2 separate regions of the Homo sapiens genome follow, and region 1 is linked to region 2. A link is a contact called in ENCODE Hi-C or POLR2A ChIA-PET data. All regions are on one chromosome and are shown on one strand. Each heading gives the region's core, a stretch centred on a gene start or an enhancer-like site at or near the end of the contact. The rest is flanking DNA. Distances are from core to core; before and after follow the strand shown.

Evidence for each region. Hi-C counts contacts between places; a loop is a spot of excess contacts on that map. ChIA-PET counts read pairs that join two places held with the same protein, here RNA polymerase II (POLR2A). Pooled maps may share reads with other maps.
Region 1: a loop to region 2 is called in a map of CD8-positive, alpha-beta T cell, with 8 times the contacts of the local background. The contact joins two enhancer-like sites. A Hi-C loop is called at or near these places in 25 of 168 maps with a recorded cell type or tissue (B cell, CD14-positive monocyte, CD4-positive, alpha-beta T cell and 15 more), 33 of 37 single-sample maps with no recorded cell type and 24 of 50 pooled maps. POLR2A ChIA-PET finds 5 or more read pairs at or near these places in 12 of 52 experiments (CD4-positive, alpha-beta T cell, CD4-positive, alpha-beta memory T cell, CD8-positive, alpha-beta T cell and 9 more).

Annotation. Positions count from the first base shown.
Region 1 is chr5:142,920,370-142,925,728 of GRCh38, forward strand. The region is part of intron 10 of ARHGAP26 (Rho GTPase activating protein 26); the gene reads left to right. Among named protein-coding and RNA genes, the nearest start is that of ARHGAP26-AS1, 54 kb to the left of the region's middle. Within about 2 kb of position 3,947, at least 3 of the 41 ENCODE cell types and tissues checked have a DNase peak (open chromatin) inside an H3K27ac peak, as active enhancers do; they include CD14-positive monocyte and CD8-positive, alpha-beta T cell, where a contact is called at or near this core.
Region 2 is chr5:143,005,179-143,010,997 of GRCh38, forward strand. All of the region lies in intron 11 of ARHGAP26 (Rho GTPase activating protein 26), which reads left to right. Among named protein-coding and RNA genes, the nearest start is that of ARHGAP26-AS1, 140 kb to the left of the region's middle. RefSeq lists an enhancer at 3,577-4,776. Within about 2 kb of position 4,018, at least 8 of the 41 ENCODE cell types and tissues checked have a DNase peak (open chromatin) inside an H3K27ac peak, as active enhancers do; they include CD14-positive monocyte and CD8-positive, alpha-beta T cell, where a contact is called at or near this core.

The sequences.
Region 1 (5,359 bases), core at 2,697-5,196, 85 kb before region 2:
TAGTCATTTGCCAGCATCCCTGGATTTGTTTATTTTCAAGAAATTTCTCACAGATGTAAGTGACACGTGGATATTTTCTCTCAGGTGTTTTCCAGGAGGGCCTAGTAAACCATGTGAAAAATAATAAAACTTTTTCTGATTCCCTGAATCAATAAAGTCTCTTGAGGGGCAGTGTTTACACTGGGGAAGGGAAATGATTACTTTTTTCTGGGGTTAGCTGACTCTCACCAATGTCCATACATTTGAAAATGCTGTGTGTTAAGTGCCCCTTTCCCAGCATTGGTACTCTCTAGAGGTGGGCAGCAAGGATAGCTTCTTAGAGATGGCAAGGATATTTAGTGCTGGAGTTGTAATAAGGGATAAGGCAAGAATAAACTTATCTTCATGGAGCTTACCTTTGAGTTTGGAATGCTCATATATACTCAAGCAACTAAGGTATAAACACCAGGATGTTGAGTGTTCCAGCAAACCTGGAGGGCCAGAATACTGGGGGGAAAGTAACAAACAAGAGGACTTTACCCTTCCATTCTTACAGGGGACGATGGCATGACTGGAATACGCTGAATTCATTCCCTCCCTCCTTCCTTCCTTATTTTATTGAGCATTACTACATGCTAGAGACTACTGGCAGTGGAGATATAAAGTTTACAAATCTGTAGGACTTTCTTAACAGACCTCATCTGATTTTCTTTCATACCAGTTCCAAAGTCCTTGTTTTGCAAGCTTTCCATGAATAGGTAAAGGGCAGTAGCTCTCCTCTGATCTAGTCCCAACCTAGCATTTCACATCCACTGTCAACTCTATTCTTCTTCTTCCCAGGTAACCTGCATTTGCACAGTAATAAGCTTTTCTTTGTATTGGTTGGTTGGGTGTTTAATTAGGTATGTTTTATATACCTCTGTTCAATTCTAAATATCTGTCTCAGGTGATTTGCTTCCAGAGGCAGAAGAACATTTTATGCAGCTTTTAATACAGTAATATGTGCATATGGCTGTTCAATTTTATTTTTTATGGTGACGTAATTTTGACATGGGTTAATTATTTTCTTTGAGGCCATGGTAAACTATTGTGTAAGAGACTAGAGGAGCTTAATCAAGTTAGTTGCTATTTAAACTAAACTTTTAGCAGGTGCTCACTTAACCTGCATTTGTGTACTGTTAGGGAAGAGACCCAGGAAAACTGAAGATTGGTGAAAGTCAGAATAGTGGAGGCCAGAAAGATTTTTGAAAGATCTGAAGAATCTACTGGAACCCTCAGCACCCTCATTTCAAATATGTTTGTATGGCAGGCTGCATGATGCAGGTAAAAAAGATAAGAGCATTCCTAAATTTGAATTTGGGATCTGTTCCTTACTAGCTGTGTGACTCTGGGTAAGTGGTTTAACCACATCTGTAAGATGGGGTGAATTATCACTACATTGCAGGATTTTTTCTGAAGGTGGAACACACTAATATTCCCCTCTGATGGAGTCCTATGTCTGAAAACATGGCTGTTGAATTTTTTTCTATACCCTAAAACCTGGGGCTTTATTGTTGTGATGGTGAACCTTAGCTTTGGTGGATATTCCTGTGAGCCTGCTTTTTGTCTTAATGGTGCTCCTTTTCCTGTAGTGTCATGAGTTTTCAAGTTATCTATAAGCTGAGAGGAAATACAGGTGCATTCGGGTTATATGTGCAAAGGGCCTGCTAGGGTAAGATTCCATTTTCAAACTGTGTATGTGATAACCTGTTGTTGATACATGCTTCAAATAAAGATAAAGTGTTATGCCCTCTCTTTCCAATTTATGGCCTCAAGAAGAAACTGTATTAATTTTAAATTAAAATAATATTGTTTCTTCTAGCTTGCTAAGAGGTGTGTGTGTATGCATTTGTGTGTTTTTGTGAAATTGTGTGACTGAGATTATGTGTTTTCCAAAAAGGATCATCTTATGTAACAGACTTTGTTTCAACATTCAACCTCTAGATGGCAGTTTTGTGTATGTATTAGTAACTATTAGAAGGTCCAGTTGAAAATCAGCTGTCCTATATACACCTTGTATACATTGACAGAAGAGTGTGTGTGTGTGTGTGTGTGTTTTCTGTAGAAAAAAATAATCATGAGAGTATTATTCCTTAAAGGAAGAAGAGTATCCTAAATGACTCATTCATTCTCTAGAAATTCCTTCCTCCCACCCTTTCATCACAAATCATTCATACCCACTTTCTTGCAAAAACAAACATGCTCAGTTAGTTGGGCCTCTGTTTAAACATTACCCTTTACCTGGCTCTTTGAACTAAAGTGCCAGGCCCTTTGCTTTAGGAATGGCTTATTTAGGATGGTGCAGAAAAGATGAGTGATTTCACTGTCCTGTGTGTGCTGAGAACCTGGCAGTCCTACTTTTCCCTCCTGGTGCAACGTGCCTTTATCTTTTGCAACACATGAATCCATTTTTCCTGGTTTCAGACTTCCCCTCCCTCCCCTTCTCACCCCTTGTTTGAAATAATATTTTATTTTGCCTTCCTGCTGGTTGGATTAGAGTGCTGGTCTCAATGCCATGACATTTCAGGCAGGAAATGGAGTTTTCCTTCCTCAGAGGGTGTTATATGACTCTGACTTCCATGACTTGAGTTGGGAGACGATACCATAGTTTCTGAATTGCTTTTTGGCTGTTCTGTAAAATAAGTTAGTGGAGAAGTTCTTGGAGTCTTAGAATTCATGTAGTTTGAACTTGTCATGGAGTTTTTTTTTTTCTTTTAATTAAATGAGAGCATGCCTGTTTGCTGTTTGATTCTGGTTTAACAAAGAATGGGGTATGGTGGTTAATGGACTTGATTGGGAGGGTGATTGAGGCAACCCTATTTTTACTCTTTAGTCTGCCTGGTGAAATATGGAGTTTTATTGGTTGAATATACCAGTTTATTTACCAATTTCTAAATATAAAATGAGTTTGTCTTTTTAAAATCAAAACCAAAAATGAGCTATTATGTAATTCTGGATAGAAGAAACAGTTCAACCAGTACATTCCACTTATGTACATTTCTGTTGATTGTGAGATAGAATAGTAAAAATGAAAAAAAAATACATGAAACAGAAGCTATATTTTCATAGTTTGTTATCAATAGTAGTAACAGGTATTTGCATTCTCCTTGAGTCTCACTCATCCCATCAGTGAATAATGCCTTGTCCTTGTGCAGTGTGTTAACATTTGCTTGCTTCTATGTCCCTGATACCTAGCATGATGACTGGCACATAATAGGAACTCAGTCAATATCTGTTGCATTTAAGAGCCATGCAATTTAATATGCCAAAGATGTCTTTGGGCTTCCCGATGTTTTACGACTTCAGTCTCTCATAAAAATGTAAGAACTTATCTGATGTGGTTGGTGATACCTACTTTTTAGACTATTATTATTGCTATGATCCTAATTATTTTAGGAACATTCCTCTAAAAATACTAAGGTTGCAGGCTTTAATAGGTTATGATTCATTCATTTATTAGGATCAGATCCTTTTTTTTTTTTTTTTTTTTTTGATACGGAGTCCTGCTCTGTCGCCCAGGCTGGAGTGCAGTGGCGCAATCTCCGCTCACTGCAAGCTCCGCCCCCCGGGTTCGTGCCGTTCTCCTGCCTCAGCCTCCCAAGTAGCTGGGACTACAGGCGCCTGCCACCGCACCTGGCTAATTTTTTTGTATTTTTAGTAGAGACGGGGTTTCACCGTGTTAGCCAGGATGGTCTCGATCTCCTGACCTCGCGATCCACCCGCCTCGGCATCCCAAAGTGCTGAGAGGATCAGATCCTTTCTAAATAATTGATTAGAAGCTACTTCCAAAACCTTCTTAGAGGGTTGACCCTTGCTTCCTCCCTCCCTCCTCTTTCCAACTCTCCTTCCCTCCCTCCCTCCTTCCTTCCTTTCTTCTTCTCCTTAAGATGCTGGTCTTTCTGGATCCCAGGACATGTATGCTACATGCACAGGGGGGCAGTACAACATTGTCATTAAAGCATGGGCTTTGCTTTAGATTCAGGCACACCTGGGTTCAAGTGCAGGCTTTGGCACTTACTAGTGGTGTGACATTATGCAAGTAATTTATGTGAGTCTCAGTCTTTTCACTTTTAAAAGAAGAAATAATGGTAGTGTCTACTTCATACAGTTATTGTGAAGAATGAATGATAATACAAGTAAAGTCCTTAGCACAGTGGTTAGCACATAATAAACACTCAGTAAATCTACCTGTGGTTTGGGGGCTGCCAGTTGCAGCATCTTCTGGTTTCTTACTTCCTCTGTCTCTCACCTGTACCACACCCAGATTATCATGGCATATTATTAATTCTTTCCATGCACAAAGGTCTTGCAGAAGGACCTCAATGGTTTATTACATCAGAGCACGCATAGTAGTGCAGATTCATATGTTCTGTCTCCAAATAGTAGATTACCATTGCCTTCCAGTGATGGCACTGTGTCCTTGAGTATTGGAAGAAAAAGGGAAGTAGCCCAAGTTCCTCCTTTGTGGATGACCTGGAGATACTCTCCTGAGTTTGACTGTAAGGTGAATCAAGAATATAGACAGGCATCCTTCATTGTTGGTCTTAATGCATGAGATGGATGACTTTATAACATGTAATGATGACCTAGGGTGAAGCTCAGATAGATTCAGAGGAAGACACAGACAACAGAAGTTGCAAACTGGTGGTCCACAGACATGCTTGGTTTGGCTTGAATAGTGTTTGAGGCAACAGTTTAAAACTGAAAAAAATCTTTAACTGCTGATCATGCCTTCCCGCATGCCAGCTACCGGTTGAGCTGAATGACAGATATTTCCTTTAGGTGGGGTGTGTGCTCTCTGTTCTGCCGCAGTCCCCACCATGCCCTGTTGCCCACCTCCCCCATGAAGACGAGTGACAGCTTTTTTGCTTTGCACTTGCACTGTTGTTTTTCCCACAGAGGGGAGATAATTCTTTGTTCTTTGTTTCTATCTGAAAGTAAAACTGCAAAAGAAAAAACCAAGAGCAACATAAGACCAAGTCTATTTTCCTTGGATTAAAGAATTTCTTATCCAGTTTCCCTAATTTTTCTTACTTACCGAGTCTCCGTAGACATTTGGGTCTGTAATCTCATAAACAGACATGGAAAAGGTGTCATTCTCCAAGATTATTCTATGTGGCTTTGGCCATATCTTTGTGTAAATGAAGCTCTTCTGAACCCGAACCATTGCATTGTCCAGGAACTGTTAGGAATTCATTTTCCCAGTAGCACTTTAGAAACAAAGGACCACTTCCCTTCCCTGGCACTTGCAAAACTCTTCTTGCAAGTGGATGGCAGCTGATGCTCCATTCCTTATCATTCCCCTTTGTCTCCTAAATAAGCATAAGGGGCAGGTTTCAGA
Region 2 (5,819 bases), core at 2,768-5,267:
GGATGAGCTTCTGATATGTTAAGATAAAAGGGCTCAAATGATACCATCAGAATCCCATGTCCCTTCATTCATGGCCCTGCATTTCTTTGTTTGACCTTTTCTGCTCAAGGCTTTGCCTGTGTGGTAGCCGAAGTTGGCCTCAAAAGCTTCAGGTATGCATCCTGTTTTCCTAGCAACACAAGGCCTCATTTCCCATAGTTGTAATAAAAAATGAGTGAGTGTCATCGGCTGAGTTTGGCTTGGGCCAATCATATGTGCAGTAGGATGCATAGTCTGGATCACATGCAACAAACCTGAAGATGGAGTTGGGATCAGCCCCACCCAAACCATATGAACTTGCCTTGGCAGGGAGGTGGCTCCCCAAGGAAAATGAGGGTGGTATCCCTGGAAAAAGAGGTGCATGGATGTTGAACAGTAGTATTCACGGGTGTCCAGAGCACTTTTTTCCCCCAATGTTACTGAGGAATAATACTAAGAGATAAGTTGCTTATATCCACAAGGTACAAAGCAACAGGCAATGCTTGAACTAATGGAAAAGAAAGTTTATTTTTCTATTCATCATCATTGTTGTAATCATGTTTTGAACAGCAAGCAGCAGTTTTTATTCACCAGCAAGAACGCTTCCGGGGCTGTTAAAAGACTCTGTCTTTTGGATGGCTGTAGGAGCACAGCCATTTGGTCACTTTTTATTGGGCCATTTTCTAAGAGACTGCCTAGTCTTGAGATGCCTCTGATTGTGTAGGGGAAGGGACTCGGCACCAACAGGTACAGAACCCCTTTCTTAGCCCTTATTTCAGAACTCCCCAGTGGTACCATAGGCTTCAAAACTATTAGAAGCATTCGTTGTCACCTGGTGGATGTAGAGCTAACACACAGGGGTGGAACATAGAAAATAAATGGCTATGTGAGGGATTTTGATAGCCTTGAGTTAAGCCAAATAAGATAAATCTGTATCCTGTTTTCTCTTAGGAAGGCCTGAATTGTCTGTTTCCACTCCCTTGTAAGAAAGATTCATAGAGAATTTGCCAGGTGTTGGGGAGAACAAAGCGGTCACCTGGACACCTGAGCACACATCTAGCTTTCCTTTTCTGTCTGGCCAATGCATTGTCCTCACCAACTCCACCTTTAGTGTTTTTTCTTTTTTTTTTTTTTTTTTTTTTAATTGCAGTTTCTCTCTTATGCTCTCTATTTATCCAATCAGTACTTTCTGAGTGGCTGGCTATGTGCTAGTTACTGAACCCCCTTTATGTATAATTCTACAGGGTAAGAGCAAGGTCTTGACATTGGTTCAGGAATCGGTCTTTGGGAAGTGCCATCAACTATATTTTTATTGGTTTCACATTTGAGGGAGCCTCCCTAAGACAGCAAGTACAACAGTGGTAGCAGTGGAAAGGGAAAGCCTGGCAGAGTATTGTCAGCTGAGAAACAGAAAAGTAGCAACAGCCATCTTATTTTTGCTCCACTGAGCACATTTCACCACTCAGACCATGGTGATGAGAGTCACATTTCTGATGGGAGGAGGAGGAAGAACCAATAGCTGGCTCCCTGGCTCTGACCCCTTGAGTTGAGACACATCCTTATTTACTCCAGGCTATTCATGCTTCAGATTCAAACAATTCCTTCCCAAAAGCTTTTCCAAGTGTGGCCTGTGGCCCATGGGTGAAAAGAGAAGTCCTGATCTAGAAAAATCATGTCCATTCATGGGTGGCATTCCACAGACTAAGGGTGTCTTACAGTAACTTCTCAGGGGTGTTATTAAAAGTTCCTAAGCCTGGGCACAGTGGCTCATGCCTGTAATCCTAGCACTTTGGGAGGCCGAGGCGGGTGGATTGCCTGAGCTCAGGAGTTCGGTGAAACCCCATCTCTACTAAAATACAAAAAATTAGCCAGGTGTGGCCTGTAGTCCCAGCTGCTCAGGAGACAGGTGAATCGCTTGAACCCAGGAGGCAGAAGTTGCAGTGAGCCGAGATCGCACCACTGCACTCCAGCCTGGTTGACAGCAAGACTCTGTCTCCGAAAAAAAAAAAAAAAAAAAAAAGTTCCTAAATTTAGCCTGTATTAGTGTTTGCCGAGCATTCTAATGTGTTCAACTGAGAAATCTGCCACAGAGTCTTTGGCAACCCTGGCCAGTTCTCTCTGTATGTGCTGATAGGTTTTAGGAGGGTTGTTTTTTGGGCATCCTAAAATGTCTCAAGCTGGTTGTGGTTTTTAATTACTGCCACACTTGTATTAATTGGAAGTTTGTAGAATTCCTGTTATGCTTAAATTGGGTGGAAATTTTGTTATTACATAATGGTTGCATTGTTGCCATTTTAATTACTGCTTAGCCTCTTTTGAGTTCTTTGTTAATTGGCAGGCTGTTTTTCCTCTGGAAAGCAGGACTGGGTGGAGAAGTTGTATGAAGTTGTGGCTGAGTACAGACTCTACTGTGCTCTGCCTAAATCGAATCCTGGCTCTGTAATTTGCTAGTATGTAACCTTTGGAAAGTTAATTAACCCATATGATGCTATGAAATAGAGGCAGGTGTAGTACCCCATAGGCTTGAGGATGAAATAAAATCATTCGTTTAAACGCTTAGTATGGTGTTTGGCACATAATTGATAGTGAAAAAGTGGTTGGTGGCAGGTGGCTATTTTTATGTTTGATTGCTGTTTTAAAAAAGATTAAGAACCATTGATTTAAACGTTGACCTTAGATTGTCTCCTTTCCTTTCCCTTCATCTCTTAATTAGTTTCAGTTGGTTATATTACATTGCCAACAAGACCAATGCCACAGGGTCCCTCAAATGACATTTCCCATCCTTAGCCATTTATCCCATAGGGGATACATTTCCATCACCAGAAGAGGCTTTTTGTTTTGTTTTTTTAAACACAAAGTGGGAAGAGAAGGAAGGAGGAAAATGACAGTGATGAAGATGAAAGTTAATCCTTATAGAATGTTCAATAGGCCATAGAATTTACATTCAGTGCTGTGTTGAATATTGTATATCTATGATTCCATTTAATTATTACAACAATCCTAAGTGGTGGAGAGTGTTACTATCCCCCTTTTTCAGATGGCAAGACTGAGGTCTAGGGATGATAACTGATGTGCATGTTAGCCAATAAACAGTAAAGTTGGACTTTGAACCTAAGCAGTAGATTACTACAAATCTGTCGCCACTGACAGACACAATTCAAAAGAGCAAGCTGTTTTGATTCTAGTGATGGTGGACCCACTTTGTCATGCAGAGGAGATGAGATGATATTCGATGGTGTAGAACCAGCCTGTTGTTTTAAGATGTTGACACATTGCCTTATTCAGTGTGTCTCCACATTGGTACATCAGGGGAACAGCCAGGTGGGAGGAGACTTGGAGAAAACCTCAGGGGATCATAGAGTTTGGATGTGCATTTGGGTAAAGATGGTGCAGTTTAGAGAGGAGCATCAGTTTTAAACAAATTTCCTTATGAACCTATTTCCCCAGCATCTTTATTTTGTCCAGATTTTGATCCAAAGTGTGGTATGGCTAAGCTCTAATGCAGCTGTGTGTGAAAGGGAAAAGTTAGATTGTTTTGTCAAATTTTTGCTTTACTTATGTCTTTAATATCTACATTTGAAAAACAAGCCTCTCTGTTTTCTCAGTATGGCTTGGATAATGGTAATAAAGGTACTCATAGAAAAATTCTGGGAATCCAGATGACTCTGTGTATTCTCTGTTAATTCTGTAGGGACATGTAAACTGAACTGGCTCAGCAGTGAACAGAATTTATTGCAAAATCACATCTTGGTGCAGAGGAAGCATATGAAGGCTTTCCTCGCCCTCCTTTGATTTATTAAATTGTACTTTCATTGCAGCTTCTGGGTAAGGACTCAGAATTGCAGTGCCCTGTGATTTGTATCAAAGAGCTACTCTCCCCCCCTGGTGTTTATCGTCAGGATCGAACCCTGTGGTTCAGAGAGAATATGAAGTGTTACTTCTATACTAGATGCCAGCTGGTTGCATGGGTTGGTGGTAAATACTCCAGGCTAGAATCAGAAGGCTGTTCCCAGTTTCATTTTCTTTCTGACTCAGGGCAAGTTCTTCCTTCCGGTGATTCACCTGCCCAGCTGCCCACAACATCTCACCTTTATCATCGTCAGCATCATCATCGTCGTCATTGTCATCATCGTCATCACAATGACTTATTGATCATGTGGTTAGTGGTTAAGTGCTTGGGCTCTGGAGACAGACCGTGGGAGTTCCTGTCTGGACTCTGCCCATTTCCAGCTGTCTGACCTTGGCCATGTGACCTAACTTCTCTAATGCCTCAGTTTTCTCATCTCTGTGAAAGGAATAATTAGGCTGGTATGAGAACCGAATAAGACAATGCACACAGAATGCTTGGCATGATGTCTGGCACATGGCAGGGGTTTTGTCATCATCATCATTATTAATTTCTATCTGTCATAATTATTCTTTAATGATTCTTAGATGGACCGTGATAAGATAAAGTAAACACATGTAATTTCTCTTCTTCAGAAGCATATACTTGAAAATAGATACTTGTTGGCACGGATCTTTAACAAATCTTCATATACAATGGTCAGTAGAAACTAGACTATACCTACATCAAAGTATAGAAACCCAAAGGAGATAATGTTCCCAAGTTTTAGAGTACTCAGATAGAGCTTAGCTTCAGTTGGGTTGTTGAAGGTGCATTAACTGTTTCAGTCTTCTGAGGAGCCACAGATCAGGCATTTAGTGCCCCTTGTCCGCTTGGGTTGCTCCTGGAGAGTTGAGTTCTATTGTATTAAGGTAGATGCTCTCAAGAGGCTTACCTGAAAGCATATAAATTTGAGATTGCTAATCATAAGACAAAGCTATGGTCAAAGTGATCTTTCAGGACATTGCTCTTGCCTCTGAACCTCAGTCTGATGCTAGTGGGCAACTGTGAGATCTGTAGAAGAAGGATAGCCCAGAGCAGACTGACCATTTCTAAAGGGTGAATTGCATGCTCTTTGCTTCTGTCAGTATAGAAGGTATTTATGAACCATAATACCAACCACTGGAGTGACTTGGTAGTGATATACATTTGCCACTGCCTAGAAAGGTAAAAGGGTATTGGAACATCCTTTTAGAGGCAAGATAGAATAGTACACCACTGACCAGCTCTGTGTCCTTAGACAAACTGTGTAACCACTCTGGGTCTCAGGTTCCATATCTCTAAAATGTGAATAATACTAGACCTCATCCATATGGTGGTTGCAAGGATTAGATGTTGCCATGTGTGGTGCTTGGTAAGTGCTAGGTAAACAAAACCATTCCTGCTTAGTGCTGTGACTGAGCCACCATCTGGTTGCTTCCCCACCCTGGGCCTTCTTTGTTGGGCCCTGTAGTCACAAAGTCCTGGTAAGCAGGATTTGTTAGCTTCATTTCAAAACTCATTCTCTTTGGCTCATTAACCCAAACCAGACAGAGATTAACAGCCTGGCCTCAGAGGAGCAGGTGAGTACATGTTTCTGGTGCCTTTGACTCATTGATTATCCTTCTCCAATTCAGGGAATGCTTGGGTGTTCCAGGAAGGGGTCTCCCGAGACCCAGGAAACCTTGAAAGAGAGTAATTTGGCACAAATTCATCTCCTAATGAAGGAGGGCTGGAAGTCCTGCATTTTACTATTCCTTCTGGATTTTGCCAGCTATAAATAGAAGCAAGGTTCCCTTGGATAGAATGTTTGAATTTACTAGGAGAAATGCAGGGATCAAGGATGGCTGAAGAAAAATACTTGCCAAAGTGTGGTCTTCTCTTCTGCACTTCCCTTGCCCAACTTTCCAAGGTTAGTGAATGCCGGTCAGCATGG